Regions from separate parts of the Homo sapiens genome. Here region 1 is linked to region 2. Evidence: chromatin loops called from intact Hi-C (ENCODE). Cell type or tissue: breast epithelium. All regions are shown on one strand. Each heading gives the region's core, and the rest is flanking DNA. Links, peaks and the distances in the headings are about the cores only. Region 1 has its middle 24 kb from the start of LINC02707. Region 2 overlaps LOC105376626 (a long non-coding RNA gene).

Region 1 (16,483 bases), core at 5,685-9,684, 410 kb before region 2:
GATGCACTCATAGGGCAGCTAAAATGGTCCTGGCAGAATCAGACTCTTTCGCTCATAAAGGTCAGAGACGCAAGAAAGCGACATAAAGTCCAGCCCTTTTCTTGTGCAGATGGGGAAATTGAGGCCTAGAGCAGGTCAGCTGTCCTGATTCTATCTCCTTGCCAAGTTACTTTGTATTTAAACATTTCAAGTAGACTTTTCAATCATCTCATCTTGCTGTGTTCAGCTAGCGCACCTTGTTAAGCCTGTTGGCCTCCGGGCCTGCCAAGCCCCTGCATCTATACACACCAGGGCATGCTGCATGCGCTCAGTGAGACTTCAACAGCTGACTGATTCGTTCAAACCTATCAAACAGCAGACTTAGCTAGTTGGGGAGAAAAGTCATTTAAAGTAATTGCTTATTAATCTGCAAAACAAGTCTCATAGCAGGTTTTTATTTTATTTTATTTTTTTTTTTGCTTTTAACAACGATATAATAACAACAAACATTTGTTTAGTGTTTCCTGTGGACCAGGCTCTGTGTTAAGCACTTAACATCACTATATCATGCACTTTTGCTAATAAAGCTGTGAAATAGTTATTACTATTTCTGCTTTACAGCTGCAACAGAGACTCAGAGAGGTTAGGTAACTTGCCCCAGGTCACAGAGCTGGAAGGAGCAGAGCCAATATTCACACCCTGATTTGCGTAATTCCAGATTTGATCTTCTAGCTTCTATGCTGTGCTGCCTCTTCATGACAGTTTTTCTCATGTACAGGATCTGATGCAGAAACTTATCGGAGTTTCTTACCGGAGCACCAGTCACCTCTCATCATTTTCCTGTTTTGACGTGAAGGCTCAGTGATAGTGAGCAGGCTCAGGGTCTACAGAGTTGGTGATATCAGCATCACACAGGACATTCAGAATGTTGACTCCAGGGATGTTGAGAGATACTCCTGCACAAAGCTGCCAGCACCCGTGTCCAAGAAACACTCAGAATCTAGGTCTCCTTGTATATTTTCCCCACTACCTGCAAAGGTAAAGAGGAACAGGCAGTGCTGGGACCGAGGGAGCGACAGTCCTAATGGAAGCTAGTGTGTTGAGAGTCTCCTCTGTGTCATGCTCTGAGCGACATGTTTTATATGCACGATCTCATTTAGACCTTGTGACAGCATGTTGTAGCAAGGACCCCATCATCACAGGGGGCAAATGTCTGCAGTGCAGAAAGTCGTCCTGAAGAAATGGATGTCAGATAAAAACAGTCTTCATAAATCAATGATCCTGTTTTACCTCAAAAGTGCATGAAATGGAAATGGAAATATCTTGTGAAGATGTAGACAAATGACGGTCATTGCCCAGAGCAGTAGTTACTGTCAGAAAAAGAGATAAGGATTTCCAGTCTGACAGACTGGATTCCTGGCTCAACACCACCCCCTTCTAACCATGTGACCTTGGGCAAATTACCTAACCTTTTCTGAGTCTCAATTTCCTCATCTTCCAAAAGGGGATAATATCATATATGTTCCAAGATTGCTGTGAGTATTAAATGAGATGATGTATGTAAAGTACCTGGCCAGCAGTCTCTGGCACATAGTAAGTATTCAATAAAGACTAATGGTGGAGATGAGTATAGGGGCTACTAATGCCCATCCTTACTCCAGAGACTTCTTTCTGACCATCATGAGGCACTTTTGAATATCTAAACCCATTTAAAGCCCACTTTTCTCTATGGCTGGCCATTTCTGCCTATTGACAGCTAATTTGCCTCATCCTACAGGACACCTTCCATGTTTCCCCAGACTCCAGAAATCAGGTATTAAATTATCAGGGCTTCAGGAGCCATGGTCTATGATGAGTTTACTACCTGTGCCCAATAAATGTTTAAGAAATAAATAAGAGCCAATATAACTATAAAGACCAAGAGCCAAAATAAGTCTCTTTGCTTGCGCTTTAGATCTTAAGAGTCCTTTATATTCAAGCTGCTCAGAGTCAAACGTGTGCCTAATAAACATTCTACAAAGGTCCTGGCGTGGTGTGACCAAAGGAAGAGAGAGGGCTCCAGTGTCTGTCACTGGGAGACCAGATGGACAGCCACGTGGGGCAGGGCCACTGGTGCCACATGTCCAGGTCTGTTAAGCCCTATGAAAGACACTTGAGTCAAAATGTATTTCTATCTAAGAAAGAAGACTATAAATGGAAAAGGGAGAGGGGAGAAGACCTCTCAAGGGCATCTCCCTCTAGAAGTAGAGATTGTGAATCTGCAGCAGAAAGGTTTTAAACAAGGGATAGCAGAATGCCTGGATGGTGTTCTAGTGCCTGAATGGAAAAAGGCCACAATGACCAACAAATCCCACCTACATCCGCCTTCCTCACTGCCTGAAATCCCACCATTAGGATTTTTTTCCTTTTGGGTTAGCAACCAAGAAAGAGTAAAGTCTGGAAGACTCTTATTCCACATCTTCACTTTGCAGCGCCTCTTTTTTTTTTTTTTTTTGAGATAGAGTCTTGCTCTGTCACCCAGGCTGGAGTGCAGTGATGCGATCTCAGCTCACTGCAAGCTCTGCTTCCTGGGTTCACATCATTCTCGTGCTTCAGCCTCCCGAGTAGCTGGGACTACAGGCACCTGCCACCACTCCCAGCTATTTTTTTTTGTATTTTTAGTGGAGACAGGGTTTCACCGTGTTAGCCAGGATGGTCTTGACCTCATGATCCGTCCGCCTTGGCCTCCCAAAGTGCTGGGATTACCACCTCTTCTTAATTACAAACATAAACAAAAACTAACAACTTTCTAGTTTTTTCTTTTTCTTTTTTTTTAAATTACAAAAGAGATCCATATTCGTCAGAGAATAATTGGAAAAAAGAGATAAGCAAAATCAGAAAAATAAATTCAGCCTGTAATCACCCAGAGATAACAATTATTAAAATTTAGGTATTCACTTTGTTATTTCCTTTTATAACAAAACTTTTTTTTCTTGTGAAATTTAATAGAATACAATTGAACTATTTTTTCCTTTATGGTTAATGATTCTTGTTTCTTATTTAGGAAATCATTTCCTGAGTCATAAAGAATTCTCTCATATTTTCTTCTAAAGCTTTATACAGTTTTGCCCTTCAAATAAGGTTAATAACCCACCTAGAATTGATTTCTGTGTATGGCATGCAGTAGAGACAAGTTCTACTTTTTTCTCTCAAATGAATATTCAGTTGGACCAAGGCTGTCCTTTCTCCACTACTTTGCAGTTTCACTTTTTGTTGAAAAATCAATTGTTCATACATGGGTAGATCTCTTTCTGGGCACTCTTGGAGTCTATTGGTCTGTCTATAAGTTGAACAGGATCAGACAGGCTGTGCTTTGTTTCAGGTAACAAAGAACCCCAACATCTCACTGATGAATACACTAAAGTCATTTTTGTTTTCCATTGGCAGTTCACTTCTGATGCAGGAGATGCATCAGGCCAACCGCCCTTTGCAAGGTGAAGTGTCTGCACCATTGGAAGTACTCTCCATCCAGGGGAGAGAGACTGGAAATGGTCCATGAGGTTTTCATCGACCCAGAATGAAAGCATCACCCATCATTCCCTTCTTGTTACAGCCTATTTGTCAGAACCAGTCAGAGTTCCACCCACCTGCAAAAGGTTGTGACGTGCTGTTTGCGATTTGCCTGGAAGGAGGGAATACCCAGATACAGGAAAATGCTAGTGACGTGCACTTCCATCTAACTATCTTTGAATGAAAATGACAGTCTTAATTACTGCAGTAAGATAAGCAGACTCTATACCTGGTAGAGCAAGTCCTCTTACCCCATTTCTTCTTCAAGAAGGTCTTGGCTAGTTTGGAACCTTGGCAATCCCATATAAACTTTAGAAAATGCTAGTTAAGTTCTTTAAAAATCCTGCTGAGACTTTTATTGAATCCATAGCTTCATTTAGAGAGAGCTGACATTTAAATTAGGGAGTGCTCCAAGCCACTAACATAGAATTTCTCTCTTTTACTCCAGGTCTTCTTTAATTTCTCTCGAGTGTTTTGTAATGTTTTGCGCAAAGTTCTTGCACATCTTTTGATAGATTTCCCCCTAGGTTTTGGATATTTTTAAGATGCTAGTGTAAATGTTATTGCTATATATTTTTCATTTTACAAATATATGTGTTTAGTATATAGAAATTTAATTCATGTTTCTGTATTGACTTTATTGAGTAACCTTATGAAACTTTCTTAAATTCTAAAAATTATCCACAGCTTCCCATAGATTTTCTATGTAGGTAATAACATAATCCACAAAAATGACACTTCAATTTTTTCCTTTCTGTTTCTTATGTCTTTATTTCTCTTTCTTGCATTTCCCATGTGGGGTCCCTAGACACTGTTGAATAGATGTCGTGATAGTGAGCATCCCTGTTCTGTACACAGCCTCGAAAGGAAAATTTTCAGAGTTTTGTTTTAAACAATCTGGTTGTTATAGGTTTTATTGTAGCAGCTCTTCACCAGATTACCTGCATGTTTTCTTTTTTCTAGTTTCTAAGACTTTTAATCCATTAATGAGTGGATGTTGAATTTTAACAAATGCTTGTCTCTGCATGTATTGAAATGACTATATGACTTTTCCCCAATTGATCTGTTAAGTTGGTAAATTACACTGATATTCCAAAGTTAAAGCAATTTTTACACTGGCACCCTCAAGTAAGCCAAATTTGGACATGATGTATTTTTAAATATATATTGCTGGTGTTGGCCTGTTAATATTTTATTTAGAATTGTTGAGCCTATGTTCAAGAATAAAATTGGCTTGTGATTTTCCTTCACATACTGTTCATATTGGGTTTTGGTATCAAGATTACTCAAGCCTCACAAAATAACATAGGGAGTCTCATTTTTTCTATTTTCTGGAAGAGTTTGCATAAGTGTGGCATTATATCTTCTTTATCTCATAAAATTTGCTTGAGCCATCAAATCTTAACATTTTATGACAGGTTGATTTTTTATTAAATCAATGATTTTAATAGTTATAGGATTATTAGGATTTTTTATTTCTTCTTTTGTTAATTTTAGTAAGTAGTGTTTTCCTAGGAATTTGTCTATTTTATCAAAATTTATAAATTAATTCACAGAGTTGTTTATAATATCTTCTAATTATCTTTCTAATGTCTGCAACACATGTAATAATGTTATTTTTGCTTATAAATTGACAATTTATAATTGCGTATACTTATGGGGCACAAAACAATGTTATGATTTATGAAAGCAATGTGGAATAATTAAATCTAGCAAATTAATATATCCATCACCTTAAATACTCATCATTTTTTGTGGTGAAAACATTTGAAATTCACTTTTTTTCACAATTTAAAAATGCACAGTACACTATTATTATCTACAGGTGGTTCCTGACTTCTTATGATGATTTGAATTATCACTTTTCAACTTTACAATAATGTGAAAGGAATATGCATTCAGTATGCTCTATGACTTATGTTGGGATTATGTCTGGATAAACCCATAGTAAGTTGAAAATATCAATGGGCTCATCCAGATATAACTCCATCATAATTTGAGAAGCAGCTGTATATTTATCATGGTGTGCAATAAATCTCAAAAAAAGACTTATTCCTCCCGTCTGAGATTTTGTACCCTTTGGCCATCACTCCTTCATTCCCCTCACCCACAGCCCCTGTAACTACCATTCTACTCTCTGCTTCTATGGATTTGATTGCTTGAGATTCCACATGTAAGTGAGAACATGTGGTGTTTGTCTTTCTGTGTCTGGCTTATTTTACTTAGCATGATGTTCTCCAGTTTCAGTGATGTTGTTGCAAATGATAGAATTTCCTTCTGTTTAAAGGCTGAATTATCCCATTGCATGTATATACTACATTTTATTTATCCATTCATCCATTGATAGACACTTAGGTTGATTCCATAACTTGGCTAGTGTAAATAGTGCTGCAGTGAACATGGGAGTAAGGACATGTCTTAGACAATCTGATTTCAATATTTGGATAAACACCCAGAAGTGGAGTTACTTGGTCATATGATAATCTAGTTTTAGTTTTTAAAGTAACTTTCAAATAGTTTTTCATGATGGCAGTACTAACATACACTCCCAACAGTGTACAAGGGTTCTCCTTTCTCCACAGATGTTCTCTTTTTCATTACTGACATGAGTTATCTGTGCCTTTCCCATTTTTTGTCTTCATCTGTCTCAGCAGAAGTTTATCAATTTTATCATTTAAAAGGTAAAAATTGTTACCTTTTAAATCTTGTCTATTGTATTTTTTTGTTTCATTAATTTTTGCTCTGATTTTTGTACTTCCTTTTTTCCATATTTTTAGGAGATGACTTTGCTGTTCTTCTAACTTCTCTTTCTAGGACTCCTAGAAATATGTTAAGTCTGCTCATTGTATTTTTCTCACCTTTATATTTTCCATTGTTTTATCTCTTTCTTATTCATTCTGGGTAGTTTCTTCTAATCTACCTTCCAGTTCATTAATTATCTCTTTACCTGTGTTGAATTTGCTATTAAACCTATCTGAATGACTTTTTCATTTTTTATTGGGTTTTTAAATGTTAAAATTCTCATTCCTATTTGGTTCTTCCTCAAATTTGCAATGATTTTGTTTCAGCTGATTGCCAAAACGTTTTTAGTTCAAGTTCATCTCTTTGAGCATAGTGAGCACTGTTGTTTTACAGTCTTTATGTAAATACCTTCTCTTTTATTAATCTTTCCACGTTTCTGGTGGAGGGACTGGCTATGAGAGACAAAAACTTTCTTTCAGGTGCTTTTAGGACTTACCCATATTTCTTTCATGGTGTCTATTATTTTATTATCTCATTATTTAGATACTTTTCTCCTCTACTAAACTAATGGTTCAAGGCTTATCAAAGATAAATCCTCTGTCTTGTTCATCTCTGTGTCTCTCATGGTATCTAGCAGACTTCCACCCAAGATATAAAGACACTATGACTAAGTGAATGATTTTAGTCTTACCTACCTGCCTGTTAACTTACCTACTTGCATCTCACTTATACTTCAACTTTTGGCTTCTTCCTCAACCTCAACTACCCCATTCTTCCCATGGCTCACTGTGCTCACTGGCCTCCATACTGTCCCTTAAATAAGGAAAGCTGCCCTAGCCTCAGGGCCTTTGCACCTGCTCTGCCTGCTGTTTGGAATGCTCTTCTTCCCATATACCCATCTGTTTTAATCCCTCATCTTTTAATCCCTCATCCCATCTCTTCAAATGTGATTTCTACAGAGGGTTCTCTGACCACCTTATCCAATAACCAGCATTCCGTCTCCCCTCTGCCATTCTCCATCATCTCACCATGCTTTATATCACATATCACTAAGTGACAGTATACTATAAACGTACCCATTTGTTTACTGTCTGCCTCCCTAACTAATGTATAAGCTCTCTGAGGGCAGGGACTCTGTTTTATTTGTACACCACAATTATCTCCAGTGCCTTGAATAGTGTCTGGCATGTAGAAGGAATTCAAGAAATACTTGTCAAGCTAGGTGCTGTGATAACTACTTTATATGAAATTAAGTATTTCTCCTCCAGCAGCTCTAAAAGTTTAGTATGTTATTATTGTCTCTGTTTTACTGATGAGTGAACTGAGGTTCAGAGAGGTTATTTAGCATACGTATGAAGACAGAATTAGTGAGTGATTGACCTGAGATTTGAACTCAACCTGTGCTGTCTAAAGCTAGCCAGGCAGCCTCACATACATGGCAAATGCCTACTGAGACATGAACATGCAGGTTGGGATCCCAAACTGTTGGGAAGCATAAAAGAAAAACACTAAAGATGTGGGGAGTGTAGGACTTTTTTTTTTAATAGGCCAGTGGCCCTCTCTGCAACCCTTTGAATGATCAGCTTGATCAGAGAATCCCCTACCCCTACCCCTGCCTCAGCCAGTTTCTATCTGGCTGTGTCATCAGCTGGCTGATCCAAACAGCAATGTCAACAAAAGAATGGTGATCAGGCACGTAAAGCAATGTGTCAGAAAGAAAGAAAAGGCAGCTCAGATGATGCAAGATCATCCAGATGTCAAGCACTGTGTGGTGGCACACTTGCCCGTTCATGTTGTTGATTTTTTAAACATTTGTGATAAGAACAAAAACTTAGTTGCTTCCCTCAGGTCCTCCCTGTATGGATTAGTGCAGACATCTGCCGCTTCAGGCTTTCTGATTGGTTCCCACTGGTTTGGGGCAAAACCGGAAGCTTCTGAGCCAAGTGCAGGGGCAGAAGAGCTCCCAAGAGCTCCTGGGAAAACTAGGAAGGACAATCAAGAAACCACCGGCAGCTCCATTTGCAGGATCTCATCCCATCAGGGGCTGTCTCAGGAGGGGGAATTGGAATACCATTCACCTGTCCCCTTTGCAGATACACCAATGTCTCGTTCAAGAACAAGCAGAAAGGAAACACCAGATTGCCCAGAGCACAGGATTAGGACACACCACACAGAGCCAACTCAGCGTATCATTGTTTGCATTGATCATCTGGGGATGAAGCAGGCTCCGTTCTGGAAGGGGCAACCTGAATAGAGAAGAGTCTGACATTGGAGTCAAGCAGAACTTGGTTGGAATTTGGCTCATTGCTGGGTGATCCAGAGACAGTTATTTAATCTGAGAATCAGATATCTTGTCTGTTAAATGGAAATTATAGTAGCCACTTCACAGGATTGCTGTAAAGAGTACATAAAACCAGGTACCTGCAATGTATAGTGCTAAGCCTGACACGTAGCAGGGTGTTAGTAAGTGGTACCTCTGACTGGGGATGGAAGCCAGAGGAGCTGGACCTTTATTTGACTGGCCAGAAGCCAGCTCTCTAGTCACCTTCCTGATCCTTCCTTCTTCTGTGTGTACACGGACAATGTTTTTCTACATAATGGAACAGTGGCCCTCAAAACTTGTTTTCATAAGAATTATCCAGGTTGCTAGTTATTAATACTAGTTATCCAGGTTGCTAGTTATTAATACTAGTTATCTGTGTTGCTAGCTAAAAATACACTCAGTTCCCATCCCCAGATTTTTCTATTTCAGTAGGTGGTAGTGGGTTCAGGAAATCTGTGTTTTTACCAAAGTATCCCCTACTATAGAATTAATTTTTGTGTTCCCCCCTCATTCATATGTTGACATTTAAACCTCCACTGTGATGATACCAGGTGGCTTTGGGAGGTGATTAGGTGATAACGATGAAGCCCTCATAAATGTGATTACTGACCTAATAAAAGAGACCCCAGAATGCCCCCTTGTCCCTTCTGCCATGTGAGGTCACGGTGAGAAGATGGCATCTATGAACTAGGAAGTGGGCCCTCACCAGACGCTGAATCTGCTGGTGCCTTGCTCTTGGACTTCCCAGCCTCTAGAATTCTGAATAATAAATTTCCGTTGCTTGTAGCCTAGTCTATGACATTCTTTTGTGGCAGCGTAAATGGACTAAGATGTGCACCCTCATGCCCTTTAGGGAATTGTGACTTTGAGAAATGCTGCCCTAGGATTTACAGAATGCTGACAAAGCTTTGTTGACTCAAATGCAAAATATTCTTATAAAGACCAAAATAGAAATGAATACTCCCTTGAACTCCTTTGGATGTGCACTTTGCGTAGTTATAGCACCTTTTCATCATGTGCAAATGAGACGCAAATGAATCCTTAGTTTGACCCAGAAAGAATGTCTTTGCTGGTAGGGACTACGGGAGAGAGAGAAGAGCCAGAATACTGTAGGAAAATTAACACCGGCCACGAGACAACTGGTTGCTAGCTCGGTAGCTGTGCAACATTGGCATGTTACTTGAACTTCTAGAAATCTGTTCTTTCTTCTGTAAAATGAATATGGTCTGGAAAGTAAAGACCAGTCACCTCCTCTATCAGTTGGAGTCTAATCAGGAAGAAACCTAAGTGTCTTCAACAGAGGGAATTTAATGCAGGGAATGGGTCACACCAGTGTTAGAAAAGCTGCAATGCCAAAGAGGGGATAAAGAGATAGCTCAAAGGTTAATAAGAGCAGAAAGTCACTAGTATTCATAGGCTGAAAAGAGAAAGGGAGGAGATAGTGTTCCCGGAATCCCTGATGGGCTTGTCTGGAGGGCGCTGGGGCCATGGAGGAAATGTAGTAGCTGCTGGAGGCATGCTCAGGGCAGAGAGGGAGCAGAGAAATACCCTGGCTTCTCATTTTCTTTCTCCAGTCCTTGCAGGCACCTCACTGGCTGAACTCAGGGGAGCATTTCTCCTCTACAGAACAGAGTCTCCTTGCATACAACAAGAGGGTCAAACAGAGGATGGCTTAATTTTTCCTTCCATTTCTCACTTCTATGATTCTCTCCCTTCAGGTTAAGTAAGTGAGGGTAAGTAAGCTGCCCAGTAAGTGAACAGTTTTCCAAACAAGCCCACAGCACCACCTCTATATACAGCAACTCTCTGTTTATCAGCACTGCATTAACCAGGACTCTCTATTAACTGGGACTTCCAGTTCCTTAAATTTCTTCATGGTTCCTGTGTACTCCCAAAGCATCTTCATCAAACAAACATTAAGTTACGCTTAGAGACCATTTCTCAATTGAATATAGATAAAAGATTCTAAGGCCTTGAAAAAAATTAATACATGCATATTAGATATAGCTATAAAAGCCAGACTATCTGATTAATTATGTGACTGGTGTTAAACTGTTTGGACAAAGGTTGGCTAAATTCCCTATGAATACTTACTTCCCTACTTCTGTGGACAAGGAAAAATAGACCAAAGGTTCAGATAAAAGCTTGATTCAATGTCATCTCTTTTCTCACGAATCTTGGTCATGTGTGGGAAGTGACCCAGATCTAGAACCTTAGCCTTTGGGACTTAAAAAAAAAACAAAAAACTGTTGAGTTGAATCATTAAGTGTTACTGAGGGACAGGAGAGAGGAGGGTAGCTTTCTTAGTTCCAAGACAAATTTTGTTAACAAAGATCTGTGGGTAGACTTGTGTCTGGGCAAAAGATCAGAAGATGTGCTGTTCTAGGCCTCTTTGCCCTCAGACCCATTCCCTATCCTTTCCCCTTCACTGTACCCCCTTATCTCCTCTTCTGCTGTCTTCCTCTGGGCCTGATGCTTGAGGATCCAGAAGTTTCTCAGGCTCCCATGTTCCAGCAATCCAGGCCTCCTTCCCAGTAAGGGATGAGTACAGGGGCCACACATAGCCCTGCAAGTTTTGTAATCCAACTTGAAATCCAATGGCAGAATGAATGGTTATATATGGTGTGACCCAGGACCACATGCAGTTGTATCACATGCACTTAGAAAAGAGCCCCATTTCTTGGACTCATTCCCAGACTCAATCTCTCTGAGGGTAGGACCAGGAATTCGGCCCTTTTCACAATCTTCCCAGGTGATTCTCTACATAGTATAATAATACAAACTCATGGAAATATATTTAATGAAAAATGAATAAAAGAATAAATGAAATAACAAATGGTGATGGCTGGCACAATGTGTGTATCCATTCTCCTACTGAGGTGCACTTACTTTGCTTCCAAATGTTCATTTGACAAGTAGTGATGCATTGAATATCCTTGTACATGTGAGCATGCAGTAAAGTTTCCATGGGCTTATATTTGCTGGATTATGGGCACGTGCATCTTCCTCTTTTCTAGATATTAACAAATCACTCTCCAAAGTATTTATAACAATCAACACTCCTGAACAAGCAGTGGGTTGGAATTCCTTCCTCATCACATCCTGGCCAACAATTATTATCATCAGATTTTTTAATTTTGCCAATTTGAAGGAAATGCAGTGGCTTCTCATGTGTTAGTGTTTCTGATGATCAGTGAGGTTGAGTGTCATTTTTTTTTTTTTTTTTTTTTTTTTTTGAGATGGAGTTTTGCTCTTGTTGCCCAGGCTGGAGTGCAATGGTGCTATCTTGGCTCACTGCAACCTCCGCCTCCCGGGTTCAAGTGATTCTCCTGCTTCAGCCTCCCAAGTAGATGGGATTACAGGCATGCACCACCATGCCTGGCTAAGTTTTGTATTTTTAGTAAAGACAGGGTTTCACCATGTTGGTCAGGCTGGTCTCAAACTCCTGACCTCAAGTGATCTGCCTGCCTCGGCTCCCAAAGTGCTGGGATTACAGGCACGAGCCACTGCACCTGGCCGATTGAGCATCTTTTTATGTGTTTAATGATGCTCATTTTTTATTGACTTCCTTCTGTGCTTTCTTTTTTTTAGCAGTGAATTTGAGTTGTAAGAATATGTATTTCTTTCACTCTGGGATTCACCTACATAAAGTAATTTTCACTTGAATGAAAAAGAAATCAGTTGTATAAACATCTGTTTTTTCTGAATTTTACTGGTGTAAAAATGGCCACTCAGCCCTGGAAGAAACAAAGGCACTTTGCCAACTGAAGTTGCAGATGGGAAATTTTTAGAAAGGTCCTGTTCAACCTCTGGAAGGGGAAGATCATATCTGAAAGTCAGGGTAATCCACCCAACCCAAATGTTTCTTCTACTATGGGTTCTGAGGATTCGTCCATGTGCTTCTTCTGCGTTGCTGCCATCTGATTTCCTTTGCTAGGCTCCTCTTGCAACTTGGGCTACAAAGAGGTGCTTCATAGTCCACAGTCTTTGCCTCACCTTCAGTCTTGAGGTGGTCCCCTAGGAGTTATTGGTAGTTGCCGCTGGAAGCCATTCTAACAAACCTGGCGAAGGCACAAAAGGATAGAAAGCCTTTAGCCAATATGGTGCCATCAAAAACAAACAGAGCACGCTGCCCAGTCCTCTTCTGGTTGCCTTTACTAATGCATCAGTCATACTTCTTCTGCACTCGATCTTAGCCAAGAGGTCGAGAAGCCATAGTCATAATTCTTCTGAAATTAATCTCTTCCTGCCCCACCTCCCCATCATCTGTCTTTGAATTCCCAGGGCTAGTACTCATAAGATTATCTCTTTCTTCTCCTTTATGAGGAGACCCATTCTTTTTCACAAACCAGCCACAAAAGCAAGTGTCATTACCCCCTACCGGAAATACCAGACAGAGAGTTCATCTGGGGTTAGTTTCTAATCAAGCCTCCTGCCCGGGTTTTTCCTGCTCCTGTCTTGAAGCGACCACAGGGGGAGAGCAGTTTCCAAATATGATCCCTCCTTTCCACTGTCACTTGTCCAACCCCGACCACTATCATTCTTTTATTTGCTTCTCCCCTGAGCCAGCCAAGAGCCTAGGTCAGTGACAGGGCAGGCAGAAGAGAGAGGGGCTTCCAGGAAGGAGAGGGAGCAACCCACAGAAGAGGCAGCAAGACAGGAAGGCGGGCAGGGGCTGAAAATCCAATACATATCTAAGTACATTTTTCTAGGATGGGCTTCTACACTCAGCCAAAACATATATTGCATATTGTTTGTATTTTTTAGAGGTTTACAGGTCTCCCTGAAAGTCCCTCTGTGGAATTATAAACCTCTAATAAAAAATCCCAGGGTTAAAGAAAGGAAAAGATGAAGGAGAGGCCCACACTCTGAAAGGAAAGGGTTCAGCGACTCCTGGAAGGTTCTGGATGGTGCTTCCTTGACCAAGTCAGCTGCTTCTTCTACCTGGTCTCCTTTGTGGTTCAGCTGGGGTGGGGCTTACTAGAAAAAGCTGTGGGAGGTGGTTGCTCCAACGTATGGGGGCTGTCTGTAAGTGTAGGTGTTATCTGATGAAAGCTGCCCCGGGTGAGGGTTTGTACAGAAAGCCCCTGGTGGTGGGGAGATAATGTCAAGCTTCTCTCTCTCTCCCAGATCCTGGTTGTATCCTCTGTCCCTCTCCACCCCCACCCACTCACCCACAGACTTCCAAGGAACCGGCGCCTGCAGACATGCCTCTCTGATGCCCTCCCAGTAACCCCTGGCAGGCAGCACAGCGCCAAACCTCTTGGCCTTACCCCACTGGGCCCATGACCCAGTGGCTGTGCCTCTGGGTCCTCCCTGTCCTGCAAAGAGAACTGGGCCCTCAGTCAGGTTCTTCTGCTCCAACCCAGTGGCCACCTGTGCTCTTGGGGAGCTCGGGGGAGGCTGGGAAACTTTCAAAGAGCAGTTAATCACTAACTAGCTGGAGATAAGAGAGAGAGAATGAAACAATTGAGAAAATGCCCAACCCAGAGGTTAGTGCTTCCCTGCCTGCACACGCCAGAACCTGGCCCGCGCAGAGAAACTGGCGATCAAACTGAGTTTGTTCACTGGAGAGAGCTGACATACAGTCTCTAAGGGGCTGCAGTATCCCAGGCTGAGGTCCAGTGGCAGCCGCTGCCCCTTTCCTCCTAGGGCCCTTTCCTTCAGCCATGCCTCAGCCCTGAAGACAAACAGGAGCAGTTTTCAAGGAGCCCTTCCCTTATCTCTAAGGTCTGGGCCTGGAATTCAGCTTGGCCCATTTACTATGCCAGCTCTGTGCAGGGTGCAGAGATCCAAGATAAATCAGACAGGGTCTCTGCTGTCAGTGTGCTCAAGGAAAGAGGCTTTTAGGGGAAACAAATCTAAACGACTGCCAGCTGGAACTTCAACTCTGTAAAGCAGCACCCTGCCACATCTGCCTGCTGGAACATTTTCATCTGCTGGGCTCACGTAGCTGTGCAACAGCTGGGGCTGGGGTCACATTCTGGGCTGATCTGATGATTATTTTGGCTAGAGTGAGCTCATCCTTTTTGTTTTCAGGAGCTGTTCAAGGGTGGTCTGATGGTTTGGATCAAGACTAGCTGTATCCCGGAGAAGAATACGTTGACTTTTCTGGGGTGGGGTCTGGGGCAGAAAGCAAGAAGGCTGCCTTACTTCAAGGAAGGCTCTCCTTCCACCTTCTGCCCTCTGAGTGCCTTGTATGCGCAAGTGACACTAGACAAAGTGCTTAACACTTATTACCTGACTTGAATCTCCCAATGGCCCTGTAAAGCAGGTACTCCATTATCATCACCACCCTTCTTTTTACAGGCAAGAAAACCAAGGCACAGTCAGTTTAAATAACTGGCTCAAGGCTGCACGGCCGATAAGTAGCAAATTTGGACTTCGAATCTGGGCGCTCTGGCTTCAAAGTGTGCTGTCCATTGTTCAGGTTCTGGTCTGGTACTGGCAATGTCAGCCACACCTGGAAGCTTGCTAGGACTATAGAATCCCCAGCTGACCCCAAACTCCCCAAATTAGCACCATGATTTTAACAAGATCTCAGGTGATTGGTGTACACATTACAGTTAGAGAAACACTGCCCTTTTCACATTATATGGCTCTGTGCTCAGTACAGATTTAATTTTCTTTTTTTTTTTTTTTATTATACTTTGAGTTCTGGGGTACATGCGCAGAACATGCAGGTTTGTTACATAGGTATATATGTGCCATGGTGGCTTGCTGCACCCATCAACAGGCCCCGGTGTGTGATATTCCCCTCCCTGTGTCCATGTGTTCTCATTGTTCAACTCCCACTTATGAGTGAGAATGCGGTGTTTGGTTTTCTGTTCTTGTGTTAGTTTCACAATCATTCTCAGATTTAGCTTTCAAACTATTCATTCCACCTGCCAACAATTAGCGAGCTCCAGACATTGTGCCAGGTGAATGATGGAGGTGAAGAGACAAATTTCCTTATAGAACTTGGCCATGCCCTTCATGCAGGCAGTGTGTGGAGTGCAAGTCAGGACACTTGGATCTAAATCCAGTGCTACCACCTGCCGGCTGCGAGACTGTGGCTGAGTCATTTCACCTTCTTGGGTCCCAGGTTCCTAATCGGTAAAACCGGGAGGCAAGCCAGAGATGTCCGGCCCCAGCAGCATATTCTATGTGAACAGGATGAGGTGCCCAGCAGGCAATCAGTGGGGATCTGCTGAATGAGGGAACCAGTAAATGAGTGAGTGAACCGATCATCCACCACAAGGAAAGAGCCCTCCATTTCCAAATGAAGAAAAGAAGTATGCTAGTGGAGGGGAGACGGGATTATCTGCTGTGTGTCAGGGAAGAGTAGGGCCTTCCCAAGCTCCCTTAATACTAACATTACACAGGGGTCCTCGCTTGCCCTTCTCAATGGTCCACTCAGATGATTTCTCTTGGCGAATGTCTGCCCCACATCTGTGTGTCACTCAGCAACTTTGGCCACCTATCCAGTGTGGGATCTCTAGATCACAAGGTGGGGAAAGGGGTGAGGAATGACCTAGAATCCTGGCCTCTGGCCTTAGAGCCTCACTTGTTAAAGGGAAAGGGGCAAATAAGATCTGAACATCAAAAATTATTTCAGCTTGCCTTCCCTCTCACTTTTCTCTGTCCCCTTCTCCTCTTGTCTTCCCTGCAAACCACTTTGAGTCTCCTTTGGTTACCAAGATAAAACCAATCCACATTAACTATGGCTGGTATTTTTTTCGCTTTTACTCCAAGCCAGTGCATAGAGCATTTTGCTCACATTAGATTATGGAATCCTTCAAACAACCTGATGATGAGTGGGTGCCATTGATACCCCCATTTTATAGCTGGGGCAACTGAGGCACAGGGTTGTTAAGCAGCTAACCTGAGGCCACTCGGTCACTTCCTTGT
Region 2 (16,483 bases), core at 5,106-9,105:
ATAATGTCGAATGAAACTTTTATTTTTAGATTTTTAAAAAATATTTTGCACTTTGGACTTAATTTTACACTAAATTGTATCAGCCAGCCTAAGGGCATTATGCTAAATGTAAATCTAGTTCTTGGTTAAGCTTTTATTGAAAGATAGGTGGTGCTGTAAGTTAATATATTGTAGTGAAAGTGTGGGAGAAAAGTTAAATTGGCACTTAAATCTTAGTTTTCAAGGAAAACGTGTCCCGCACATACTGCATTATGATGGACTTTGTCTCAGGTGAAGTGAAGAAGTGAAAGAATCAAGTGTATGGCCGGTAAGAATTAACCATTAATTTAAATGGGATGCTATTAGTGGGAAACTTTTACTGATTTTTGAAGAAGGAAGTAACAGTGCAGATTTACTTTTATCAGTCTGGCCATAATGTGCAAGTCAGTAGGTCAAAACAGGGAGAGGATAGCAGTCATCAGAAAAGAACTGGAAGATTTTGCCATAATGAAAGTATAAGTTGATTAGGATCTGCACTAGGTCAGTGTCTTTAAAGAAGGAGGAAATGGGTAAAAGTTGGCATGTTACCATGCTATGAGGTGTCTTATGAATATATGGGGTAGATGTATTCAGTCAGATAATGCAGGAACAGTGATAGAATTTCCCATCCAAAACACTAGTCCTCCATGGCTCACGTTCACCAATATGAAAACGAATAAGATTCCAGTAAGTTATGTACAGCAAATAGTGTATTTCAGTAGACATTTAAACTTTTTGTGAATGGAAAAGGCAATAGTCTTTCTATAAAATCCTTTTACATAGTTTTATATTACAAAAATGTGTGTGTGTCTCCATTGGTTTCAGGAGATGGGGGGCAAACAGGGTTGGAGGGAGGATATGGTTTGTCTAGACTTGTAATATTGAAACACCATTTAATTGAAACTGTAAGGTTTACAGATGTATTTTGAAAAATTATTAGCCTCTCAATAGCAGTCTTTTGTTTCTTTGATCATATAAATTCTATTTTCACATTTTATCCGTATCTTTGCTTTTTTTGCAACAAGTCCAAGCAGCTTTCTTCCTGGGAAAATGAATGTTTTGTGAATCTCTCAGTTTAACCTCTGTTGTATGATACATACCATTAAGGAAAATGGGTTTTCATTAAAAGTTGAGAAACTTTTAGCAAAATCATTAATTAGTCATGATTTGCTTTTTTTAATACCTAAAATGTATATTTTAAAATTTCTTAGTTTATGAAATTCTGTTACTCCTATTACTAAAAGATGAGCCTTTTAAATATAAGACTCTTGTGATCAAGTGGAATAACATTGATTATATCACTTTATAAAGCATAAAGTATTATGGAAATGTAAGATGTTAAATTTAAATTTTTAATCTCATAAATTGCACTTAGTAGCTCATCAGTCTGATGGGGAATGGTATATCAGGAACTTATAAGATGGTACTTAATACCATAACTTAAGTTATTCTTCCCAGTGGAACTACTGGTGATTGTATGTAACTTTGTTTCCCAAGTTTGCATACTCTTAAAATCAAGACTTTTAAGGCTAGTTTCAGCTTTAGAAGTTACTGCGCTCTTGGCAAAACCTTATTTCTGTGCCTCAGTATTCTTACCTATAAAATGAGGAAGCAAGGGGGAAAATTAATCACTGTACTGGTTGCTTATCTTTTTTAATTTCTTCAGTTATAGGCAGGAAGTGTATGCTACTTATCAATCATCATGGATGATGTAACATTTACCTCCCGCATAGAATCTCAGAGATTACACATACAAATTCAGAGATTATGTAAATTGGCCAAAGCTCAAAAGTACGACAACTGGGATTTGAACCAAGATCTGTGCAGCACCAAAGCTCAAGCTCACTGCATTGCAATATACACCTTCTAAGTTGTGCTGCTGCGGCTGAAAGTTCTGTATGCAAAGAGTATTTTCCACCTATGGTAACTGAAGTTCCTGAGTTCCTGTTCTTCTGTATTAAAGCTAATGTGTTTACGACCTAACCACTTTTAAAATTAATTCATATTTTCTCTGTAGTGGCTCTCTTTGTGCCTTTCTAGTGTGCAGAAAGTACTGAGGGATTTTTTGTTGTTGTTTTTTCATTATGGACAGCTCTTAACCTGAAGTAACTAATGTTAAGTGTCATCACTTGTACCTCTAAGTAGAAAAATAGAAGCTGATGGGGCTTAGTGCCTCTAGGTATAAAAAAAAAATGACCTAGAAGCTGCTACTTTCAATAAATAGGTTGATTCTTGTCCCAGTTAAGACCAAAAGTGGTTACCTTAGTTTTCATTTCTGAGGCCTCAGGCTTCTATATTGATTACTGTATCAGTCATGGTCTAATCAGTTAGGGTTCAGTAGTTTATGGTGGAGAAGTTCATTGGGTCGCCAGGTTGGGTCTGTTCATAGTTGTCCAGTGAAGGGGAAGCAACCATCCAGGGCACACGTAAGCCTCAGCTGGCACGCTGAGGGTCAGGGTACCACTGCGGCCTGGGGTATGTGGTGTCTGTTGAGAAGACCATGCAAAGGTATTGATAAGGCCAAGCTGGGGCTGCTATTCTGGGCAAAAGGCAGGGTCAAAGCACCACTGGATGTCCACCATTTTGAAGCTGAGAAACAGTAAATTAATAACTAGCACAAAGCCCAACCTGAGGCTGGGAAATAAAATGTAATCTTATAATTGGGAATAATACCAGATGATAGGATAGCTTAGTAAGGTATAGCAGTCTATATTAGAACTGTTTTGTGGGTAGAAATCTATCTAAGCTAGAGATATTATTTTGAAAATACTGTCACTGTTTTAAGTAAATTACCTGATTTGCTGGGTGAGACATTTACTAAAATGTAAAGCAAAAGTAAAATGTTGAAATATATTATGCATTCAACAGTTGTGAATATCTGCTGTGCATAGCTAACAGCCTTTACCCTCAATCAATTTAAACTATAGGTAAGTGATATTTACATGCCCAAACATAATTCAGCAGATTCTATAATCAAAGCATGTGCATAGTTGAGAAGATGGCTTCATTGACTAGGTGACATTTGAACCAGCTTTTTGCATTACTGAGTATAACCCACCCCACTTTTTGTCTGGTTTCCCTAATTTCAGTAATCAAATATTTAACACCCAAATACATAAATTCATCAGTTCATTTTTCCAGGACCTTGGCTCAATACCTGTGTGTACATATCACAACAATAACTAATTCCCACAAAGCCTAGAAACTTTTAGTTGGAAGGAAAATTACTCATATGGCATGTTAGTTGTACAGAGAAAGTTTTATTTACACCCTACTATTCGCAAAGAAAATATTCTTTGTTAAGTCATCCGTCCTAAAGAAAGATGAGGAATAGACACTTACCGTTGTCTAATCAAAATGTATTTTAATTCTTCAACTCTCCTACCTCTTCCCTGGCCCCTGCTTTTTTTGAAGGTGTCCTGTGTGTGCAAATGCATCTTTACATATCTTGACGCTCATTGTTTTGTTCTCAAGGGGATCATCTGTTAAATTTATTTTCAGAGAATCATAAGCATCTTTGGACTCTCGAGCTAACTTGCAAAACTATAGGAGTGAGTGAAAATCAAATATTATTTTTAACATTCAGTATTTTTAATGCTAAAAATCAAGTTAATATGCTCTTTATTAGTTCAAAATGAATGTTTGAGGTGTGGAAGCCAACTTACTCACCTGCTAGTACCATGTAGCTCTTCATGAATTGCATAGCTCCCACAGTTAAGTAGATTTTATTACTTACTAAATACCTTATGTTATTTGTGGGCATTTCATTTTGACACCAAATTGTCTATTATTGGTAAATTAATAAGAAAGTATTCTGCCTTAACCTGTTAAATACTAGTTAGAATGTCATGATGAGTTTCAGGTATTCTCTTTATACTTTCAATGTTTGATACAACTTTAGAAGAATGAGAATGGACACTTTTGTCGATGTACCTATTTTGAGAGCAAACGCTAATCCCGCCTTTAAAAATGTGCAATTTTAGCCATTTTTACTGGAGAATGCTGGAAGTCATTATTCCTATGAACTGAGAATACGGGAGACTATGACTTGGACAAAATGGAAACTCAAGATTCAGTGGGGTACAGGGCTTTTGTGTGTTTGTTTTTGTTTTCTCATTTCGCAAATGAGTCCTTGCAACTTTGGAAAATATTGAGAGTAATAGCTTCATAAAGTTTTTTTTTTTTTTTTTTTTTTTTGAGATGGAGTCTCCCTCTGTTGCCCAGGCTGGAGTGCAGTGGCACGATCTCGGCTCACTGCAACCTCCGTTTTCCAGCTTAAGCGATTCTTCTGCCTCAGCCTCCCGAGTAGCTGGTACTACAGGCATGTGCCAATTTTTATTTTTAGTAGAAACAGGGTTTCACCATATTGACCAGGCTGGTCTCAAACTCCTTACCTCGTGATCTGCCCACCTTGGCCTCCCAAAGTGCTGGGATTACAGGCGTGAGCCACCGCGCCCAGGCTTTTTAAATTTTTTTCTTTTTTTTTTTTTTTTTTTGAGACAGGGTCTCTCTCTGTTGCCTAGGCTGGAGTGCAGTGACGTGATCATAGCTCCACTGCAGCCTCCAACTCCTGGGCTTAGGAGATTCTCCCACCTCAGCCTCCTGATAGCTGGGACTACAAGTGCGTACCATCACGCCTGGCAAGTTTTTAAAATTTTTTGTAGAGATGAGGTCTTGCTATGTTGCCCAGGCTGGTCTCGAACTCCTGACCTCAAGCAATCCTCCTGCCTTGGCCTCCCAAAGTGCTGGGATTACAGGCATGAGCCACCATGACCAGCTGTAAAAAGTCTTAAAAATGGAAAAACTGGTAAACATAGATTAATAAGTATTTTACTTGGGAAATTATAGGACTTTTTCTAGGTAGATATTTTTATAGTTATCTAATTACTTGGTTCTCATTAAGTAGATAAAGACCTTTTCTTCAAATTATACATATGTTGACCATGAAAATATAATATACTAATAGCTAACTTACTGTATTCCAGACATTGTTTTGAATACTTTATACATATTATTAACTCATTAAGTCTTCACCAAAACCCAATAAGATAGGTTGTGTTATCAGTATTTCACAGAAAGGTATTAGTATTATCAATATTTCACAGAAGGTTCATTAAGTAACTTAAATCTGAGATTACACAGCTAATAAGTAGCAGTGACCGTATTTCAAGGCAGGCAGCCTGGCCCCAGAGCCTCACAAGTCTCCTTTCTAAAAACATCTATTTCTTAGGAAATTTTGGAGTTCAGCACATTAAAAAGATTTTTATAAGTTGGGTAATAGTTCTCTTTTGATATAGTGAACACAGCCTGTTGAACTTCTCGGGAGCATCTTCTACAGGGGTTGCACATGCCATAGAAATAAGTCTGTGGCTAAAACCACAGTAATTTGACATTTGGTTTCCTTTAGATTTTAATATTAATGTATAGTGTATTCCTTCAACCTTCTGATTCATGAAGGGGTGGTAGCTGGTGTGAATTAATTAAGAGTCAAACAGGAAAATAATACCTCAGTGTTCTTATTTAAAGGGCATGTTATTGGGTGATGACCAAAGAGTTCTTTAGTTTTGGTCTGGGATGACAAGTTACAGAGGAGGAAAAGTAATAAATTTTTAAAAAGAAAATGTAATAAATGTCTTTGTGGTTGAAAGTACATGTTCTTTCTATGCAGTTAGCAGAGCTTGGGAGGTAGAAGTACCTCCTTGGTTTTCCCCAGATTATTTTGCAAGTTTAAAGTATGTCACTTGTTCCCTCATCCTTACTATCACCAACACAATTATTTTGTACAGTATTAACACAAGGCTCACACCTTGTAAGGATGACAGGCTGATTGGATTTCTCACTCTTCCCTGCTCCAACCCTTTCAATGAGTCAGTCTGACCCCCACCAAATGCATTCCTTTTTTAAGGGACTGGGGGAATCTTGCTGGAGTGTTCTGTGCCTAGCTGTCAAAAACATACTCGATTAAGTAAAAGCACTATTTGTCAAGACTAGCCCATAACATTATGCTTTTTTGTAAAATGTTCTGAGGCCAGTTTCCCTTTTATGGTGGGTGGATATGTGAACATTTTATGCTCGTAGCATTGACTCATTTCTTATTTGGAGACCAGATAAGTCATCTTGTATATTTATTTTTTATGATACGGTAAATAAGACATTCAAAAGCAACTAACCTGAAGCCTCCTTTTAAAAATATCCCCCAGTTGTGTTTTTTCATAAATGAAAAATTGCACTCCCTTTAATTGGGGAATGACTTTTTACCTAAGGTTTCTACCTTATGATACTCAGATAACAGATATTTGGTGGACTTTTGCTTTTTTCAAGAGAAAAATTATTAAGGAGAACATGCAGGGGGGAATAAGACTAACAACATGGAAAATACTCATGGTATGTTTCATGAAAAATATAGAACATAAATTTCGTGGAAGTATGTAGAAAAATTGAATAGGTACGTGCACAGGAGCTCAAGAATAATATGGTCAGTCAGTCATCTGATTTGATGAGAGACAGAGCTGGCCATTTAAAAAGAAAATGTAAAGTTTCACTGCATTTTTTTTTCCTGCACTGAAGGACACTCCTTAGTGGTTAGTGTTGATTATTAGCATTGGCCTAAAGACCAAACAACACCATTGAGTAACAGGATTTTTCAAGATTCCATGTATTTGTCTGGTATTTGGGTTTTATTTCACTTTACAAAGATTTTCTTTTTTGTTGTTCTTGTTGTTTTATTATACTTTAAGTTCTGGGATACACGTGCAGAACGTTCAGGTTTGTTACATATGTATACACTTGCCATGTTGGTTTGCCACACCCATCAACCTGTCATCTACATTAGGTATTTCTCCTAATGCTATCCCTCCCCTAGCCCCCCACCCCCCAACAGGCCCTGGTGTGTGATGTTCCCCTCCCTGCGTTCATGTGTTCTCATTGTTCAACTCCCACTTATGAGTGAGAACATGCCGTATTTGGTTTTCTGTTCCTGTGTTAGTTTGCTGAGAATGCTGGTTTCCAGCTTCATCCAAGTCCCTGCAAAGGACATGAACTCATCCTTTTTTGTGGCTGCAAAGTATTCCATGGTGTATATGTGCCACATTTTCTTTATCCAGTCTATTATTGATGGGCATTTGGGTTGGTTCCAAGTCTACAAAGATGTTTTCAAATACAAGTATTGATGATTTTAAAGTAATTGTACGCAAAGCTGTGATGTTCATGTGTACTCCATTTGGTGGAAGGCAGAAATGCTCACTGATCTTTTGTTATGTACCCCCAAACATGTACGAGATCCGACCAGGAAGCAAGAGAAACTGCTTTTGTTCCCTGCTTCTCCCCCATTGCCCCCAAGGAGCCATCTGATGTGGACTCATTAAAAGGGAGAATATTTATTAGGCTACAGTGCCAAGTCTGCCATCTGTTATTATTGCTCTCAGCTTTTCCACATGGCAGGTGTGGTCACATCAGCCTCAAGCCATTCCTACTTGAGAGGCAGCCTTCTTAGGAAGGGCTGGATTAGGCAGATTAAATTATCTGCCTTAGATCTTAGGGAATATTTCTTTTCCTTTTGATTTAATTGTACAAAGGTTTCTATTCTTTGTTTTCTTCTTGACAGGAGAATGGTAAACTAAAGGGCTGAGATAAGGGTGTGAACCTATGGGATAGAAGCCCAGGAGGCTGTTTAACCTGTTTCTGTTCTTGGCTTAAGCAGTGGTGTGCCGGTAAATGTTTAACAACCAGCTCTTTGGAGAAGAAATGCATATGGATATATAACCAATTATAAGTCTGTTATAAATTTTACTGATTTACAAGGAGTAAAATATATGACTTACTAAGAACTATAGAACATACAATACTCCTTATTGTATGTTATCACGGAATGCTTTACCTGATTTTATAGAACGCTTTTATTTGCAGCCAAACTATGATTGCAGTTGATGAATAAGTAGGTTACTGACCTAAATGTTGGTTGACATTTTCCTTTACACAAAAGAATAAGATAAAAGTTAAAACAACAGTGACACAGAAGTTTACATGTTTGTCCATGAAGAGAGTACTTTCTCTACTGAATCAGATAATTTTCAAATACTGGAATATTTTCTCAAATTTTGTGCTATTCATAGTGTACCAACTACAAACATGACATTTTTAAGTTTAATCTGCATTATTTACATTTTTCTCTATTATTTTCTTAAGTCTAGAGACAATCCACAATAAATCAATCCCTGATTTGTAGTATTTGCTGATTTCGGTGGTATAAATGCTCTGATTTCAAGCTTCCAATGTAATGTTACTGAGTGTAGAATTAGGAAGAGATGCATAGCTCTCCATTATTACATAGTATTTCCACCATTAAAGATACAATAGAGGTAAAAACCTCAAGAACATAGATAATAGTAAATGAATAGGAAGTGGTGAGCTTTGGGTATTTATTATCTTTGCTTCCGGTATAATTTATTGAATCCTAAGCTTATATAATTTAGCTTTCAGTAATAGCTGTGTTTAATAATCAGCTTGCAAAGTTCTTAAAAGTTTAACAATCAGCTCTCACGAGCTGGTACAAGCCAGCTTCAGCACACCACTGGCCTTAGGCATTCCAATGGCAGTGGTGGTGGGGGTCGGGGGAGACATACGCCAATATGCCATGCTTTTTAAAATATGAAACCCAGGGCCCCACTCCTGGAAATGAGTCTAAGGTGAGACATCAGGGTTTGAGGTCGGAGCTCCATTAACAACCTCTCTTTGCCAGGTCTTGTTCTCTGCTCATCTCCTTTGGGACCTCATGGGGTAGAGGGTGGAATGGGGGTTTGAGGTGGGAAAGAGTTCATGTGCTCTAGATCCTGGGGCTCAGCCACTTTTTTCACTACTGCTAACTTGGGGTACTGGCCCAGCCCCCTTGACATCCTGCGGATATCTTGCTATCCTACGGAAGTGGAAATCAACCCAATTTCTCAGTTCCTAACCAGAAATTAGACTCCTAGAGACCACTGAGAAAGCAGAACTGAATATGAAAGGCTGTGGGCTAGTTAGTTGGGACCATGAAATCTTTTGCTGGGGCTGGCTGCTGACTCATGGGGGAACTTTTCTGTCTCAGTAGCCCACATGCTCAAATATCGTTGTTAAGTAAAGCTTAAGGGCAAAGCGTGATGGCCTCTTGTGTTGGTGTAAAGCTTACTCAACAAATGAAAAAGAATGGTGGCCTCCATCATTTTTTGAAATTAGTCCATGAAAACCTGAACTTAGAACACATGAAATAAGGAATGATGTTATTTTTTAAAAGGGCTTTTGCTTTACAAAAAGACTCACAGTTACTTAGAAAATGCCCCTCAGGTAATTTTAAATGGTGCTTACAAAATCCTCATTTATATATATATATATATTTGCAGAAATACATATATTACATTAAACCTATATTCATTGAACAGTACCCAGAGTCTCTTGCATTATCACTGTAAAACGGAAATGTGACCCTAATTGAGGGGACCTGAGGAGATTGCATACTAGCATAAGGGTATGTTCAGGACAGTAAACACAAGAACTTCTTTTCTTCTCTTTTGCTAGGCTGAGAGTCAACTGTGGGCATCGTGACTGAGCAAGTAATTTTGAAACTATTTGGTAGTCTCTGTAACACCTCCTGGACAATAAAGTCACTAATGAAAATTGAGGTGTCTTAGCTTGAGTGAAAGTGTTAAAGCTTTTTCAAATGCCTGAAAAAACCATCATAAAACATACATGTGAGGGAAAAGACAGTGGGTTGTCATGGAACAGGAAAGCCATGAAATCAGATAAAGCAAAAGTACCATGCACTTAGAAAATTCTGTTATTATTTATTAGTTAAATTGGCCCAGAATTCCTTGTGGAAAAATTAAAAGGCTAATGTCCACAGGAAAAGAAAAAAAAAAAGAATTGTTCAGGGATTATTAGGAATCCAGTTGTTTTCCTGAGCAGTTTCCAAATCCTGCAGATACAAACAATAATAAGAGATGATTAGGGCATTACTTGAGCTTTTTTTTTTTTTTTAAAGAGTAAAGACATTTCCACTTGAAAGCTTCCATAAGTTCTGTGAATGCATGATTTCAAAGACAGAATGTCTAACTTGATTTCACAGACTCTTCTTGGCCATGGTAAACAGGTTAGAAACAGGCATGTGATTTGTTTTATTAATTTGCCACTGCCTCATATCTGCGCTTAGACAATTTGTACCTTTGTATTTTAGTGTCTCCAACTTGGAAATGTGTAATATTCTGTACAGTAACGTTTTCATGGAATACAGGGAACCAGTGGATCTTTTGACTTCTTGTACCATGTCTCCCACCTCTTCCCCTACTCCCTGTACTTGACATGTCACATGTGGGGTCTGCTGACCTGTGTCTCTGCCTCTGCACTTACTGTTGTCCCATCTCCAACTGCCATTTACACTTCCCTGTACCATCTGGATCCCTCATTTTATGACCCTAGGCAAAGAGATCCTGTTCCAGGAAGGCTTCTAGGATGATTAGTACCCTTTCACCTTCTGCAGACCAGAATATGCAACAAGCACAGCGATCTTGGAGAGCTTGGAGAAGGTCATGGCTCTAAGTGTCCTGGAGAGGTAGACTGGCTTCAGGAATTGGTGATAAGCCTGAACTAGTTTTCCGGTGCTCTGTGTGCTATTGCTGGGGCCAAGAAGCAATATTAGATGAAGCAAACGGGGACACAGAATCTTACTTTTAGGAAAGTAGCATGAATTTTGTCCTTTCATACATGATACAATGCTATATTACGATTCCTCGCTGTAGCTCGGAATTGGTAGCTCCTCTACTTTAAGGTAAAGCTAAAATTTCTTAGCCCGAGGAACAAAATCCTTCATGATCTGGCCATGACTCTTTAATTATGTCCTTTGCTGTATCCACATCAACCCATCCATTGTTTGGACTCCCCCAAAATGACAGCTACTTGTATTTTAAGGTTCAGGTCAAGCATAACCTCTTCTTGGCTCTTGGATGGGTTTTGTTTGAGACAGAGTCTCCCTCTGTTGCCCAGACTGGAGTGCATGGCATGATCTTGGCTCGGTGCAACCTCCACCTCCCGGGGGGTTCAAGCGATTCTCCTGCCTCAGCCTCCCGAGTAGCTGAGACTGCAGGCGTACGCCAACATAACTGGCTAATTTTTTGGTATTTTTAGTAGAGATGGGTTTTCACCATGTTAGCCAGGCTGGTCTTGAACTCCTGACCTCAGGCAATCCGCCCACCTCAGCCTCCCAAAGTGCTGGGATTACAGGCATGAGCTACTGTGCCCAGCCTTGGATGAGTTTTTCTGGATTCTTCCAGGTTGGGTCAAGCAATCCTCTGCATACCTGTAATGCCTTGCTCACCTTTCTTGGAGTACTTCCTGCTTTGTTTAATCATGACCTTAATTATCACATTCACCATATTGTGAGCTTCCTGAGAACAGATCATGTTTCTTCTTCTCAGTATCTCCAGCACCCAGTACAGTGCCCAGCACGTGGTAATTCCTGAACTAGTGTTTGAATGGTATCGGCGGCATTTTTTGGAAATTAAAGTTAATGAGTAAGAAGGGCAGGGTAAGAGATTATCTTGGAGCTCCACTCCTAAAAGAAATCAGAATGTTAACACTGTTGAGCAACCCGTGGAGGAGAAGAGAGAAAGGCAATAAAATCTGCCCCCTGCCTGGGATTGCTGAATGCTGGCAATCTGACCACTTGTGACTCAGGTATTCCTAGGAATATAAAGCACTGTGAAAAAGAAAATTAAAGGGCAAGCGGACACCCAGGAAGAACTTGAATAAAAAATTACCATTAAACAAACACTAAGGGAGAGTTGTCTTCAGTAAGAAATAATGCCCTAAGAATGTGTTAGGGTTCAGAACAAATAAATCTAGATAAAGAAGAGATTGTATTAAAAGCAACCTGTTTTGTGAAGCTGAAATTAGGAAGGATGATTCATAGCCCTCCTGGGTTACAAAGTACAGTAGGTAAATCAATGGCATAGCAGCAAAGAATCTATAGCTTATTATGTGCTTTTGGCTCAAGGGAAAGAAAGGTATTTCATTCAGTACTATAGCATGTGCCCCACAAAGCCGTTTGGTTGATAGAATCAAAGAAAGTATCAATATATGGAATTCCTTCCAAGTTGCAATGGTACATATCAGTGACCTCTAGCAGCCTGAAGCTGTGTCCACCAGCACTGTTATGTTGGTTTCCCCCAAAAGGTCATGGTAACTTGCGGATATGCTGGTTTGCATAAGGACAGCTGCAACTAGAGTTATATGATATTGTTCCCAGCTCAGCCCCACCCTGTGCCAAGAGGATTAATGATGGAAAAAACCCGAAGGGTAAAGAACTAACTGACACTTGGTCATGTTTCTATGAAACTATGGTAAATAAGCATTGAAAAGAGGCACCATTTGGGACCCTGGGCCCTAGAGCAATGAGCTCAGAATCTAGATAGTATTCCAAGTTCTCATCACTACCTGTCTGTAGTAGACTAACAAGAAACTTTCCTGATTTTCTTGTTTGGTTTCGGGGTTCTTATGGGCCCATTTAAAAAAAATAAGCATGTTGTCCTTTCCTCTGCAAAGATCTCACTCAGCTAGGGTCAGACTCAGTGAAAGGCACTTGCTTCTGCAGAGGCTCATGCTGGAGATCAGAAAAGGGCAGTCAGGACCTCCAAGTGGCTGTGTTTTGAAGACCCTTGAAGTCAGTTTATTTCTCCAAACTAGTCAAGAGTCACTCTCTGGGGCTGGGCATGGTGGCTCACACCTGTAATCCCAGCACTTTGGGAGCCAAGGTGGGAGTTCGAGACCAGCCTAGGCAACATAGCGAGACTCTGCCTCAACCAAAAATAAATAAATAGATAATTAATAAATAAGTCACTCTCTGCCCGGCCTCTTGTATTCCCTCCTCCAGTATCATTTGACATACTTCCTACCCCAAACTGCCTCAATACACTGACAGGTCAGTAGGTGGCCAAGAGATCCCAAACTGATCGTTTTATCTTGGAATGACTCTGGGCTTTACTGTCAGAATCCTCCTAATTTACACCATTGCCATAAAAGTGCTTGTGATTTTCCTATGGTAATGTTGTGCACTAAATAATGCCAAGGGAATCCAACAGGTAACAGTGAGGACACTCTGGCCCCTGTCCTGATTTTCGGTATATACCATTGATTTGCAGATTAACTGTGATTCTCACACTCCCTCTGTAACCTTCTAAGCATGCAAACGTCAAGGAAGCTTAGTCCTCAGATCTGCCCATTATCCTGCATATGGTGGTTAAAAATACAAACCCCAGCCTTAAAACTACTGGATAATGGGTCAAGTTACTCAACCTCTCTCTATTTCTTCTTTTCTCATCTAAAATATAGGGGTAATAATTATAATACCTACCTCATATGGTTATTGAAGGATTAAATGAGTTAATACACATCAAGTGCTTAAGTGTTAGATAATATTATTTTTTAAGCCCCTTTGGCGTGCACACATTCTCAGATTGTCAACTTTGCAGTTGCAAAGCGTAGAACATATACCTGAAAGAGACATGACTGATTGGCTAACCAGCTTCTTATTTCTAAAGAGGAGAAAACTAAAGTCCAGAGAAAAGACGGGTCTTTTCCCAAAATTAAATGGCTATTAGGGATAGTGTGTGAGCTAGCATGCAGGCTCCCTGCCATCTGAGGCAACTCTTCAGCATTCCATGGTTATTGGGCAATGAGAAGATCAGATTTCTATAGAGTAAATAACCATTTCCTAGATTAAATAATCTTACTCGCTTAGGTTTTTGGGATGGGCATATAGTGGAGGACTTCATAGCTTAAGAATATACTGCCAATTCTGAGTGTGTGAATTCAGAAAGAAATATAAGGATTTCAGAGGGCAAAATGATAAGTAGCCGATGGCCAGAGTTCCCACACTTCGAGGGCCATGGACTTTTGCTTTGGCAGTAACAGATGGCTGGATAGTGACCAAGGGATGCTGCCTAGGAAGAGCAGGTAATGGGTTTGCCAGCTGGAGCTGAAAACATTAAAAGACCAGTGGTTCGAGTGGGCACGGTGGCTCACACCTATAGTCCCAGCTGAGGCAAGTGGATCGCTTGAGCCCAGGAGTTCAAGATCAGCTTGGGCAACATGGCAAAAACCTGTCTCTACAAAAAAAAAAAAAAAAAAAAAAAGATTAGCCGGGCATGGTGGTGAATGCCTGTAGTCCCCACTACTCAGGAGGCTGAGGTGAGAGAGTTGTTTGAACCTGAGAGGTCAAAAGTGCAGTGAGCCTAAATGGCATCACTGCACTCCATCCTGGGCAACAGAGTGAGAACTTGTCTCAAAAAAAAATAAATAAAAATTAAAAAAAAATTAGAATTAAAAAGCACCCTTTAGAATAAGACAGTCTATAGGCCCAAGTTTTCAGTGGAGCCAGGGTCATGCTATCAACCTTGCTGGTTAGGTAGTCTCCTAGAGCCAGGGACACGGAGGCACCCCCAGGAAGGAGAGTTCCTTTCTAAAGCTGCAGAGCACATTAATTCCTTTATTTTTGCTGCATTGAGATAGTCTCTTCATTCCCCTGAAGGTTGACCATACCTCTTACTGTTTATCTCTGAGTTCTCAGGCAGTTCTCTGGCAGTTCTCAGGAACTGGCAGATTTTGTTGGTTAATGTATTGTTTAGACCTCACCATGCCCCAGCAGGTTGAGAAGTAAATGGTGTTTTCTTCTAGGATTAGACCTGCTGACATTTTGAAATAGCCTAGGGCTGCTGGAAAGAGGTACCCAGGAGTTCTCTCCCTTTGAGGACAGGACCACTACCAGTTGACCTGTCTCCCCCTTTCCTTCAAACTAGGATGTTGGCAGCAGAAGATGAGGCTTGGTATGAAAATGAACAGCTTGTGAAAGCGTAACAGGATGTGAGTAAATTAAAGAATTGGGGTTTTTCCCTTTGGTTTTTTAGGTAGAGGGGAGCCTACCTACAATGAAAAGTTAAATAAAAAGTACCCACATGAATGAAGGCAGGGGCAAGTCCAAAGCCAAGATACCGTTTCACTCTAAGTAAACCCACTGAGGGAATCCCCTCCCTTAAAAAGGAAAAAAAAAAAAAAAAAAAAAAAAAAAAGGAAAGAAAACTGGTTGGGCTTGGTGGCTCATGCCTGTAATCCCAGCACTCTGGAAGGCCAAGGCAGGTAGATCGCTTGAGGTCAGGAGTTCGAGACCAGTCTGGCCAACATGGTGAAACCCCGTGTCTACTAAAAATACAAACGATTAGCTGGGCGTGGTGGCATGCGGCTGTAATCCCAGCTACTCAGGAGGCTGAGGCAGGAGAATCACTTAAACCTGGAAGGCAGAGGTTGCTGTGAGCCGAGATCATGCCACCATACCCCAGCCTGGGTGACGGAGTGAGATTCTGTCTCAAAAAAATAAAAATTAAAAATTTTTTTTAAAAAGAAAACAAATTATTAGAAACTATGACCTTCATCATCTTTTCTGTGCCTATTCTCCACTGACTTCTGGTGGCGGGGGGGGTCTTGGAATTTCATCCAGGAGAATATGTCCTTGGGTTACATGGTTGCAGAAACAAATGACTTGGTACTTGATAGTCTTTATAGAAAGAGAAATCAAAGTGCTGCAGTTAACACTGGCCAAGGCACTTGAATGCAAAGCAAAAGTGACAAAAGGGACTGAGGTTGCAGTACGGGAAGTACACTACTGTGTCAGTAGTTAAAGGTGGTGGCCTTGATTTCTCAGAGGGAGAGGAATCAGCTTTGAAGATGCCTGTCACAGACACTAGAAAATCCAACCATCTAGGGCATTGTGTCTGCTGACTCTGTGCTGAGGGATAGAGCTAGAACCCAAATTCCAGGTCCCTGTGTGTTGAAAACAGTCAATCAGCATTCTGACCCTGCCCTGATTACTTTGAATTCAGTGGCCTGGAAAGCCCCATTGATTTCACTGTCTGATTTCTGGAAGTCAATTGAAAGAGAAACATAGCAGCAAGAACCTAAAAGAAAATACAAAAGTTAGCACCTTCTAAGAATAACTTACTGGTCCCAAGTTGGTGTCTATACCTAGTCAGCACCATTAAGAGTCATCCCCGTGGTTGGGGGAAGGTATACCTACAAGGTATTGTCTACATGGGGATTTATAACTTTTACTCTTTAAGGTTTGCCTGCTTGCCAGAGATGTTGCTTCGTTTACTGTTGTTGCTTTCAAAACAGTTGCCTTTTATTTTCCTCTTGCCATGGAAACTGAAATAAATAAAGAGAAGCATGGTTTTTGAATGTTCTCCAGCTTTAGATGCATTGAAGTTTTCAAGATCAGTCAATAAGCATTTTTCTGCCCAATTACCTGTGAGAAGATGTATCTATTGGGAATAAAGAATGGGGGGCGGGGGGTATTGGAAAGGCTGATCAATAAGGCTGGGCTTCATGTCAAACATGTCAATGTATGCTTAGGCCAGTTTCAAATGTTTGGTGGCATTTTGTTCACAAAAGG

The links. Hi-C counts contacts between places; a loop is a spot of excess contacts. Peaks named below come from ENCODE experiments on the same cell type or tissue, not always from the same donor. Only the 100,000 strongest peaks of a DNase experiment are listed, where the experiment ranks them.
Region 1: it touches region 2 in a loop (7-fold over the local background); 4 of 110 quality-filtered maps call a loop at or near these places.

Annotation. Positions count from the first base shown.
Region 1 is chr11:34,586,825-34,603,307 of GRCh38, forward strand. No RefSeq gene overlaps it. Among named protein-coding and RNA genes, the nearest start is that of LINC02707, 24 kb to the left of the region's middle. RefSeq lists enhancers at 7,858-8,152, 12,305-13,504. In breast epithelium, for the core only: no CTCF peak of the experiment used is centred there; no DNase peak of the experiment used is centred there.
Region 2 is chr11:34,997,890-35,014,372 of GRCh38, forward strand. LOC105376626 (a long non-coding RNA gene) reads right to left here. Exons shown (of 4, transcript XR_001748180.2): 4 at 9,814-16,483. Among named protein-coding and RNA genes, the nearest start is that of MIR1343, 64 kb to the left of the region's middle. RefSeq lists an enhancer at 16,003-16,052. In breast epithelium, for the core only: no CTCF peak of the experiment used is centred there; no DNase peak of the experiment used is centred there; H3K27ac peaks cover 323 bases.